Linked DNA regions of Homo sapiens: all the other regions are linked to region 3. A link is a contact called in ENCODE Hi-C or POLR2A ChIA-PET data. All regions are on one chromosome and are shown on one strand. Each heading gives the region's core, a stretch centred on a gene start or an enhancer-like site at or near the end of the contact. The rest is flanking DNA. Distances are from core to core; before and after follow the strand shown.

Evidence for each region. A loop is a pair of places that touch in the nucleus more often than their neighbours do. ChIA-PET counts read pairs that join two places held with the same protein, here RNA polymerase II (POLR2A). Pooled maps may share reads with other maps.
Region 1: a loop to region 3 is called in a pooled map, with 6 times the contacts of the local background. The contact joins the promoter of TNFRSF19 here to the promoter of NUP58 in region 3. A Hi-C loop is called at or near these places in 3 of 168 maps with a recorded cell type or tissue (B cell, CD8-positive, alpha-beta T cell and naive thymus-derived CD4-positive, alpha-beta T cell) and 8 of 50 pooled maps.
Region 2: a map of CD8-positive, alpha-beta T cell shows a loop between it and region 3 (24-fold over the local background). The contact joins the promoter of MIPEP here to the promoter of NUP58 in region 3. A Hi-C loop is called at or near these places in 1 of 168 maps with a recorded cell type or tissue (CD8-positive, alpha-beta T cell) and 10 of 50 pooled maps.
Region 4: a map of CD4-positive, alpha-beta memory T cell shows a loop between it and region 3 (7-fold over the local background). The contact joins the enhancer-like site here to the promoter of NUP58 in region 3. A Hi-C loop is called at or near these places in 1 of 168 maps with a recorded cell type or tissue (CD4-positive, alpha-beta memory T cell), 2 of 37 single-sample maps with no recorded cell type and 11 of 50 pooled maps. POLR2A ChIA-PET finds 5 or more read pairs at or near these places in 1 of 52 experiments (activated CD4-positive, alpha-beta T cell).

What each region holds. Positions count from the first base shown.
Region 1 is chr13:23,569,106-23,571,805 of GRCh38, reverse strand. It overlaps TNFRSF19 (TNF receptor superfamily member 19), which reads right to left and starts at 1,394. Exons shown (of 10, transcript NM_148957.4): 1 at 958-1,394.
Region 2 is chr13:23,888,125-23,890,824 of GRCh38, reverse strand. MIPEP (mitochondrial intermediate peptidase) reads left to right here and starts at 1,425. Exons shown (of 19, transcript NM_005932.4): 1 at 1,425-1,693. The coding sequence starts at 1,505. PCOTH (prostate and testis expressed opposite C1QTNF9B and MIPEP) reads right to left here and starts at 1,957. Exons shown (of 4, transcript NR_172510.1): 1 at 1,814-1,957; 2 at 783-825. RefSeq lists enhancers at 1,026-1,085, 1,145-1,645.
Region 3 is chr13:25,300,229-25,302,928 of GRCh38, reverse strand. It overlaps NUP58 (nucleoporin 58), which reads right to left and starts at 1,304. Exons shown (of 16, transcript NM_014089.4): 1 at 1,049-1,304. The coding sequence starts at 1,155. RefSeq lists enhancers at 1,009-1,058, 1,169-1,248, 1,409-1,648.
Region 4 is chr13:24,273,315-24,276,014 of GRCh38, reverse strand. All of the region lies in intron 4 of SPATA13 (spermatogenesis associated 13), which reads right to left. Among named protein-coding and RNA genes, the nearest start is that of SPATA13-AS1, 20 kb to the right of the region's middle. RefSeq lists enhancers at 745-804, 1,105-1,394. Within about 2 kb of position 1,339, at least 18 of the 41 ENCODE cell types and tissues checked have a DNase peak (open chromatin) inside an H3K27ac peak, as active enhancers do.

The DNA of each region.
Region 1 (2,700 bases), core at 145-2,644, 1.7 Mb after region 3:
TTACTGTGTGTGTGTGTGAGCGTGAGTGTGTGTGTATCATGAACTGACAAAAAAATAACAGTTAACTTTCAAATTCGGTACAGCAATATAATTTGGTTTTGTCATGTTGGGCATTAGCTAAAGTGAAAATGTGACTAAGATACTTTATGTAACATAATAACTGTTGATTACTCAGATAGTTTTCATAAACAGTTGGCAAATTTTGACTTAAAACAGCTGTCACTATAAATGTAAAGTAAATGTTAATTTAGGAATATTAACCTTGTGAATGTTTCTGTAAATAAGGCTTATGCTATTTCCAAAGGTTATAGAAAATCACTGGAGTATTTTTAGCCAAACTTAGTGCAACTTTATCCTCACTGTTTTTAAATTCTTCAGTTTTACACATAAAAGTCTTTAATCATACTTGATGGTTTTTCAGTGATTCCCTTGAGTGTACAAACTGCATAAGGAAGTGTATTTGATAGATTTACATCTTGGAAGTGAGAGAATAAATAAACTAAAGAAACAGTATTGCCAGAGATACATTTTACTCTTTTATATAAGAAAACAAAGAAAGCATTTTCAACAAGCAAAGTTGCACTGACTGTTTACTAAATAAGGTAACCTGTAAATACTTAGAGCAATTATAGCTCACAGATCTCAGGGGTTGAAGTACCAGTTGCATGCTAAAGTGAGCGCTGTTCTGTTTTGTCCTGTTTGTACAACTCATTTCCAAGTAAAATTTGTATGACAGACTGCAAACCCTCTTGTACAAACTACTAAAAATTACATCAAGTTCCATAGTTACTCTGATACACACATTCAGCATCATGTAGTATTCAGCTGTATAAATGCTTTCTAAAAAATTAATTAAAACCATTCTTTTCTCAGAACACATGCGAAAAATGCAGTGAAAGCTATAACAAAGCTTAAAACAGAGTACCTGCAACATGCTGAGCTCTTTGCAGTACTTACCCGTTCAGCAACTTAGTTTCTCCTGGCAGCACTTCTGTGCCAAATGCTTCTACCTTCCCAAAAATGTATGTCAGCACAAGCCCAGACGAAACTTCAAATCCAGGAAAATAAAATTAACCATGCAGATCAAAGGCAGACGAGCAGGGAGATGAAATGCCTGTAATCTGATCAGTGAATCAGTTGCTGAACATCAAAGGCAGGGCTGAGTTTATATATATGCATGGATATCAAAGAAAGTTCACTTTCAGCAGGTAGTTACCCTCCCACCTCCTAGTCCACAGACTCTTTTGTTAAACATGGATCACGTTGTTTTCCTCCTCTTTTTTGCAATGAGGCAATGCTGGTAGTTCTCCCATGCTTGGGCTGAGTGGCTGGATCTGTAGCTTTTTTGGTTCCCAAGCTGTGTTGTGGACTGTGTGTTGGAAGCTTTTCCTAGTGCCAGCGGGTTCTGCTTTATCCCTTTCATCTCGCTGAACTGCAGATCCCATGACATCATTCAGCGCCGTGGGACTGGTAGGAGAGCTATAATTCAGCCTGTGGGGGAGTATAGCTCAAGAGAAGCCAGAGTTTGGCTGATTTCTAATCATGTTAGACTATTGTGCCTCACACAGGACAGTTTCTGTTATCTGTCTGCCAGCTGGAAAGGACAGCAACTGCTGCTGGATGCTTCTTGGGTGATAAGATCCCTGATGGATGGACGTGCCAAATGACAGCATTTAATTGCCTCTTCGCTGATAAAAATCACAATTTCCTACAGAGACTGGGTGTCAAATATTCAGCATAGTTAAATAGCACTATGAGACCACTCTAAAAAACACCCAAGGACACTGCCAGATGGACCGATAACATTTTCACATTTTGATTCCAGTTTTCAAAGTGACAAGTCTTTAAGGATTTTAAGGAAACTGCCCTTTCTTTGAAACATACATTATTAGGATCTGATTACCAATCAAACCGGGTTGTGTTAAGTAGTTAAGCAGCAGATAACCAACAATTCATGAATAAACTGCCATCTTCCACTGGCTCACTTAAGACTTTGGGCGGAGACTTAATCTCAATCTTTGCCTTAGTTCGGGACTCTGGAAATTAGATTTTAAAGCAATATCTACTTCTTAGACATATTTCATTAATACTTGTTGAGCATTTTAAAATTCACAAAAGAAGAATTATGTAGAACAAAGCATTTGCCCTGTGATTATTCCAAAGCCATGTTATTTGCCTTTTAGGGCTGTTTCTTCCGAACTCATAGTTTGGACTTTCAACTCACTAAAAAATTACCACCTTAGCCTAATTCTTCGTATTTTAAAATTAAATATATTGCTCATTATTTAAAAATTTTAAGCTATTTTCCTTAACAATGTCAGATTCAATACAATATGATTATTTTATTTTGAGTATTTAGTAAAATAGAAGATAAGAAGAAGTTTCATCTTCCTTGAAATCCAGGATATGGTGCTTTTCTGATTTTCAGACAGTTCTTTCATGGAATGAAGACAATTTTTCTATTTTATAATGGAAACTCACTAACTTTTAGAAAGTAAGTTAAAAATATTTTTGCAAAACTTAGGGGATAGTAGAACTCAGTCTTTTTCAATGTAACTTCCCTCCTTAACTGGTTTTGTCTAATTTTTCCTGACGCGATATTTGAAAACGTTATTTATGAAGTGTTTATTTCCAGATTTCTATGATTCTTGAATAATTTTAATAGCAAAATATTTAGTTTGAACTGTTCATAAGTTCTGT
Region 2 (2,700 bases), core at 176-2,675, 1.4 Mb after region 3:
ATGTATTTTTAAGTTCTGGAATACATATGCAGAACGTGCAGGTTTGTTACATAAAAATGTGCTGTGGTGGTTTGCTGCATCTGTCAACCCATCACCTATGCAGGTATTAAGCCCTGCATGCATTAGCTATTTGTCCTGGTGCTTTCCCTCCCATTTTGCTCATTTTCTAACCTAGGTTTTAATCACCATTCTATCCAACAAATCATTGTTTGATCATTATTTGCCAGACATGAATCTCTACTTGTTTTCTAGGATCGCCCTAATAAAGTACACAAACTGGGAGTCTTTAAACAACAGAAACGGACTTTCTCACAGTTCTGTAGGCTGGAAGTTTGAGATCACCGTAGCAGCAGGGCCATCCTCCCTCCAAAGGGGATACAGGAGGATGCAGCCTTGCTGCTTCCAGCTTCTGGCAGCTGGTGGCAGCATCACTCCAGTCCCCGCCTCCATCTTCAGGTGGCTGTCCTCCTCCTGTATCAGCCAAATTTTCCTCTTCTTACAAGAACAGCTTCCCTAATCTAGTATGACCCATCTTAATCATAATTGCAAACTCCATATTTTCAAATAAGGTCACATGTACAGGCACCGAGGGTTAGGACTTCAGCATCTATTTTGGGAGACACAGTTCAACCCAATCTGCCCTCTGGTTCCCAAAATTGATTTCCTTCTCATGTGCAAAATACATTTTCGCACCATGTCAACATTACCAAAAGTCTTAACACTTTCCGCATCAACTCCTCTCACCATCTACATCATTTAAATAAGCTACAGAGGAGACTTACTGTGTGATTCATCGTGTGGCAAAATGTCTCTCCATCTGTGATCCTGTGAAGCGAGACGAGTTAATCCACTTCTAAAAGACCGGGGGTTGGAGGGGGAGACAGGCATAGGGTAGACAATCCATTCCAAAAGAGAGAAAGGGGAAGGAAAAAAGGGTTCACGGGTCCCAGGCAATTCTGAAACCCTGGAGGGAAAATCCCATTAGACTTCTTTCACTATTTCCCATCTAAAATTTTTAACTGAGCTATGCAAGAGTAAAAAGTTACCGGACAGAGACACCAAACAGAGAAGTGCAGGATAAATTTACCAAGAGAGTAGGTTAAAAGGGAAACTTCTCCTTCAGGCCTATGGTGGGCATTTCTTGTTTACTCAAGTACCTGCCGTCTCTCAAAGAATATCTAATGTCCACTGGAATTCGAATATGTCATGATTTTACTCGCGCCCACCCCTAGTCAACTTGGGAGGGAAGCGCAACCCTAGCCTTTTCTTACTCTGGACACAGGGGGCGGTAAACCGGGAGGGCGGCCGAGAAGGCGAGGGGGAGCGACGCTCTTGCTCTCTGGACGACAACGTGCCCACGTCCTGAGGCCGCGCCCAGACCCGGAAGCGGGGCCGTCACGTGGGGCGGCGTGGGCTGCTGCCTTGGAAACGCGGAGCGCGCGCTCCCAGCGAAAGCAGCAGGGCAGGGATCTGCGTTGGAGGAAGGGACTGCTCTGGTGCTAGAATGCTGTGCGTCGGAAGGCTGGGCGGCTTGGGAGCCAGAGCAGCAGCTCTGCCGCCCCGCCGGGCGGGCCGGGGAAGCCTCGAAGCCGGGATCCGGGCCCGAAGGGTCAGCACCAGCTGGTCTCCCGTGGGCGCCGCCTTCAATGTCAAGCCCCAGGGCAGCCGCTTGGACCTGTTCGGCGAGCGCCGGGTGAGCGGCGCAGGAGGAGCTCCCCTCAGTCCCCGAGCTAAGCCGACCCCTGCTCCGCGCGGCCAGCAACAATCAGGGCGAGATTGTTTGGGCCTGGGAGGAGGCGAGCAGCGAACCCACCTTTTACAGTGGCGTCTTGTGTGCGCTCTCGATGAGGGCAAGGTCACCTCTGCTTTGAGGGGCCGGGTTTAGTGGTCTCCTACCCAGAGTGTCGGGTCCGGGAACTGCTTCTGCATGAGCCCCTTGCTCCACGTGAATCTGAATAGTTCGTTCTGGCAGTGGCGGTGAATTCGTCCTGCCAGGACCCGCCCTCTGCATACACTCAGGCGCACCCCTGCTAAAGCCCTTTAGCTCCAGCGCTACAGTCCTGCCTTAAGAGGCCTATCCCTGTGCGTTCACAGGCGGCATCACATGGTCTTTTTGCAAGGACACGGCTGCCTGCAGTCGAGTAATGGTAATTTCATTAATACCTGAAATTCCATCATCTATTAATTAATTTATTTCAAAGCTTTGGGCTTTCTTGTTTTAAAACACAAAACTCTGTTGAGACGAGTCTCACTTCCCATAGTGCCATGGAATTGGTCACTTTGATTTCTTACCCCAGGAAGTCACTAGCCTGCGTTGTCTAGTGAAAGGTGAGAGGAAGGCAAGGTTGGAAAGGACTTACCTGATGCCTGTTCTACTTGGAGTTTGTACATTTTGTCCGTTTTAGGTTAAGGATTACTTTTATTTTTGCCTTTTAAAATTTCGTTATACTGTATTGCCTTATAAAGACAAGTCTAGGGTATTGTTGCACTGAGCTAAAGTGTGTGATTCTTGTTTTATCTCCATTATCAGTTTTGTCTATTTAAAAATTATTTTGTGTGAAATTTGCTACACCACCTTCCTTAAGGGTATGTAGTGTTGGTATTAACATAGTTGGTGTGAAGAGACCTACTTGTAGGCGCTGAGCAGAAAGACGTGAGGGGAAGCCTGATTTTGGGTGGATGAGATATAACTAATTTTAG
Region 3 (2,700 bases), core at 55-2,554:
AACTGGAAATAAAGACAAACAGAAATGGCAGAAGTAACATTATCAGAACCTGTTGTTGAGCGAGTAGAGTAAGAATAACGGAGGTATGGATGAAAATTCAAATTTCTGAATTGACTGTGTAGTCCGTGGTTCCTCCTCCCTCCCTTTTTAAACTGCAGGTCATGCTTAAGTATTTGCCTTTTAAATCTACAGCCACATCTTTTAAGCTTCAGGAAGTATCTTGTTGACAGTGTGCACACTCCTTAACTTTATGAACCCCTCCACCTTTATCTTAAAAAAAATTGAGTTCTAAAGCTTAAATCTCTCATTAAAATGTCTCACCACTTTGTTTCTTTCTGGATAGTTATGTTTTTGTCGCCACCTGAACTAATGGGTTGCACAAAAACAAGGAACATGCTACCTACGTTTTGTAATTTAAGTAAAAGACAAATTGAGTTATTACAACACAACATTCTCGCATCAGATATACTAATCTGCACATACTGCAGAAAATTACCACTAATAAACACTGTAAAAAAGTGTTTTTGTTTTTTTTAACAAAAACAGATAAGGTCCCATGTGGCACAAAAGCTTGAAAAGCTGGTTAAAAACCACAAAGTTATTAAAACACCGTCATATCCAAAACCGCAAATGCTGCAATGAAATCGGAATTATCTATCATAAAACTCCACAGTATGCTATAATTTCATTCATTCATTCAATGTTCATTCTATGCCTAAGACTGACACATCGCTAAAGCTCCGGGGTAGACCCCAAGGCCCTTCCACGCAGTCAAGACCCCACTAGGTCCAAATAATGCCTGAACTATACGTGGATTCTGGAAACCTCACAGCACAGAACCCATCCCGCCCTCCACTTCACCAGGCCGCGCTGGGCCCGGGTACCGCGGCGAGAGGCCTACGACGCCGGGCGGCTAGATTAAGTGCTTCTCTCCAGCCCCACTGGGAAGGAAGCCAGAGGGAAGAGACAGGATGGGGACACCAAGGGAGCTTTGCGGGGGTGGGGGTGGGGGTGAATCCGGCCCAGGAAGGCGAGAAAGTGCGGTTACCTAGACGCTCCCGTTCCGAAGGAGAAAACGCCGCCTGTGCTGGTCCCGCCGGCGGCCACGGTGGTGGAGCCCAGAGTCCCGGACCCGAAGGAGAACCCTGTGGACATGTCTGGCCAGGGCTCGACGCCGTCAGCAAGGCGAAATGGGTCTGGGACACTTCTCTCGCCTCAAAGCCGAGGCGGGCCGGGCAGCATCTCTCTCGCCCGGCACGGACCTGGCGGGAACTTCCAGCCCCAACGGCGGCGAAGGCAAGGCTGAGGGGGTGGAGCAACCACGCAAAAGTACGCCCGGCGCTCGCCGCGCGCACGTAGCCCGCCGGAAGTGTAACCGTCACGCAATGAGCCCTGGTACGTGAGTGGGGGACGGCGAGCCGCGCAAGGTACGCTGGGACCAGGCGAGAATAGGCGTACTGCCTAATCTCTTAAAGGAGTAGGCTCCCAGAGTTTAAAAACAGTAAAACCATTTCTGTCATTTTTTAGTTCTTCTATCGTAGCATCTGTACTGACATAATCCGCACTTTAGGGTGATGAATGTCAATTGCTACTTCTATCTAGCCTCCTGCCAAAATTGATGCTCAGAATCGCAGAATCGGGGAGGTCCCTCCTGAGCATCTCTAAGCTCCCCACTCAGAAAAGGAGGCGGCTTCGGGCTTTCGTTGGCTGCCGCCCCATCCCTAAGAAGGAAGGGGAGCGTGTCTGCTTCCTGAAGGTTCGGAAATCAATCGAAAATAATCCATGCAACCGTCCCACGACGTGAGCCCCACCCCTGCGCCCCAGGCCTCGCGGAGCCAGTTGGTCGCAGTTGTTGCGAGCCCGACGCCCAGCCCCGAAGGGGGCCCAGAAGAGCGTCCCAGGCGTCCGTGGGGTGGCCGGCTGTGGTCCTGGCGCCCAGAAGTGGCCAGGCCCGCTGGATTTCCTGGGATGCGGTCAAGTCCACAAATACTGTCCGTGCATCCTGATGCTGGAGGGCGGGACCTTGGGCCGAGCGAGTGTGGCTCCGCCAGAAGGGCCCTCGGACACAACCGGTGCTGGAGGAACTACAAAGTGGAAGGATTAGGAAACGCACAGGAACATGTACGAAAGAAGGCGAAATGTGAGGTGTAACTTACATTTCTAGGATAACTCAAGAAAAATTCGCGTTTAAAGAGAACCTCTCTGGCGAAGCATCAGGAAAGGCTTCCTGGTGGTGGTGCATTCGAGGGTTGTCATCATAGTGTTAGTTTTTATTTTTCCCTCAGGGATTGTTACATTACTCCCCCAAATGGTTTTCCTACTCGTGATCTCTAACAAAATCCATCCCATAAGCAACCCCCGGATTTATGATCTAAAAAGCCCAGTGGCTCTTTAGTTTGGCACTTGATGACCTCCGTATGATTAGTCTTTCTAACCTCATCTCACAGTTCTCCCTAATTCAGTACTTTAATCTTCCGTTGAGCTTGGGCATTGCCACCAGCTGTGGACTGAACTATTTCCCTCCTCCCCCAATCCATATGTTAAAGCCCTACCCCACCCCAATATGTTGGTATTTGGAGATGGAGCCTTTGGGAGGTAATTCAATTTAGATGAGGTCACCTTGGTGGGTCGCCCATGGCGAGATTAGTGCCCTTATGAGAAAAAACAACGAAGAGCTTGTTCTCCTCTGTGTGCCATGTG
Region 4 (2,700 bases), core at 90-2,589, 1.0 Mb after region 3:
ATTTCTCCACATTCTCACCAACCGTAGTTTCTTTTGTTGAAAAAATTGGTGTGGAAAAAACATTTTTTGGGGGAGGGGTGAGGGACAAGGTCTTGCTCTGTCGCCCAGGCTGGAGTGCTGTGGCGCGATCTCAGCTCACTGCAGCCTTTGCCTCCAGGGTTCCAGAGATTCTCCTGCCTAAGACTACCGAGTAGCTGAGATTACAGGTGCGTGCCATCACATCCAGCTAATTTTTGTATTTTTAGTAGAGATGGGGTTTCGCCATGTTGGCCAGGCTGGTCTCAAACTCCTGACCTCAGGTGATCCACCTGCCTTGGCTTCCCAAAGTGCTGGGATTACAGGCGTGAGCCACTGCACCTTGCCCAAAAAGCCATTTTTGGAAACGATCTTGTAAACAAGAAGCAAAGACTGCTCCAAATTGAAATCAGTTTTAAAACCCCAAATGCCTACATACAATCAATATGAGAGCAGACAGAGCAGGCTCTTTCTACAACACTTCCCGCAGCTTCAGTCAGGTAGAAGGAGCACACCCTTGGTCATCAAAACTGCGTGCTGACCATCAGCGCCTCTCTGACTGGGGACAATTCCAAGAGAACACATCTGTTCCACAGAGTACTATCAATTCCAAAAATGTAATAAAGTGAATTTATAATGCTCTTGTTCAATAACCATGGTTAACCATCACTCCTAGAAACACTGCCCTCTGGGGGCCCCTGATTCCTGGGGCTGCATTGGTCCTTCCCCAGTCCATCCCTTACACAAATGTCTCATTTTCCTCCCCCTCTCTGCTTTCCTCCTGGCTGCAGCTGTCAGTGAGTAGAATGCCCCAGTCCCCATTTTCAGCCCTGGCCACTTTTAGCTTTAGGAACTACTACAGAGAACAATGTGGTAGCCATAGAGGAGGTGTCATTTTTTTAAATTGGAAGGATTGTTACAAATACAGTTAGAGAAGACATCAGGAAAAAAAAAGCCCCTGACTGATAAGTGGGGGAGGGTAGTCCTGGTGAGGGTGTGATAACAGGGTGGAGGTTGAGGTGTTCTGTTAAATGAAAGGGAGGTGAGATCTAACACAGCCCTTAAACATCAGGCACTTGACAACAAGGAGACATAGATTTAGCTATTTTCATGAGGCACTCTCCAACACTGCCTAGCTAATGAGCAGCTGGTTCCCGACCAGCATCTCCCACCCAGCATCACTCCTTGGTGGGGAATTTCCCCTCCCTTGACTTCAGGGAAATTCCCCCACCCTTAAAATAATCTGCTAAAATCATGTATTTGAGAAAACCTCTTGCTGATGGCTCAGACTTCCTCAGAGTTGAGATAAGCCATTCTGACTTCCCATCTTAAAAACAGAAATGGCAAGCCCAGGCGGGCAGCTCGTGTTCACAGCTGGGAGCAGCTGTCACGGGCTGCTGCTCTGTGGGCTGAAACTATGGGTGAACCCCAAGAGCTCAGGCCACGGAGATGCACACAGAGGGAAAGAGCTGGGTCACAGGAACTGACAACGTCAAAACATGATGCACAATTTCCAGGGTCCATCCCCCTTCAGTGGTTCCCAAACACCCAGGGCCTGTGGCATCTAATCACATGGAAAATGTTTAGAAAAATAAAGATCCTCCCCTGCCCTGGGCCACTGAGTCAGGTTGGGTGGTGGTAGTGGGGAAGGATGTTGGCTGAGAATTTATTTTGAAAAGCTCCTCAAATGATTCTGACACCTGGAAAAATTTGGGAACCACTGGACCTTCAGGTTAAGCTTACTTAAACCACACCACATGCTCAGGTTGTTCTAGGACATATGCCTTTTGTTGCCTGTCCATGCAGCAAGCCACAAGTTGCAGGCAATGGATTCTGATTGCATTGGCTGGAAACCTCTGCGTTAGCCAATGTGTACCACTGAATGTTCCTTATTCCAACGAATAGGACAAAATCCTTCCATCCGTCCACGCTGACCTCTCCGCCTGGAGCAACTTTCCCACCCAAAACAGCCCATCAAATTCTGGCTCATCCCTCAAAAGTTTAACCATTGGCCGGGCGCAGTGGCTCATGCCTGTAATCTCAGCACTTTAGGAGGCTGAGGCAGGAGGATTGCTTGAGGCCAGGAGTTCAAGACCAGCCTGGGCAACATAGCAAGATCCCATCTCTATTTAAAAATAAACTTAAGGAAACAAAAACCAACCAAACAACAAACAAAAGTTGTAACCATCATTGCTTGGTGACGGTTCCATGACTTATTTTTCAGTTCCCTGATCCTCTGCCATAACAATATCTGCCTTTGATGTTCTATAAACATGTTAGACTAACCTCTTTTAAAATATGTATCGCATTTACATTATAGTTATTATTAAGTTTATATCTGTCCCTTTATATCCTGTCCCTACTCTTATCCTAGCTATGACTTTCTCAAGGACAAGGAACATGCTTAATAGTCAGTGTTGGGTGACTGAATTAAAGTATGAAATATGTTTCATGTTCCAGAATGTAAACTGTTAGTGTTGGAAAAGTCACTAGTATATCTAATCTAGACTTTCAAGCCATTCTTCACAAATAGTATTTTTCAATCTTTTAAACATGTGGACAACAATAAGATCAAAAGGAATCCTAGAAACTGACATATTAACTCTCACTAATAATCTGTTATTAATGTCTAAGGAGCTTTGAAGAATCATTCTCTTAATGTATAGCTTCACATCAGTATTCAAC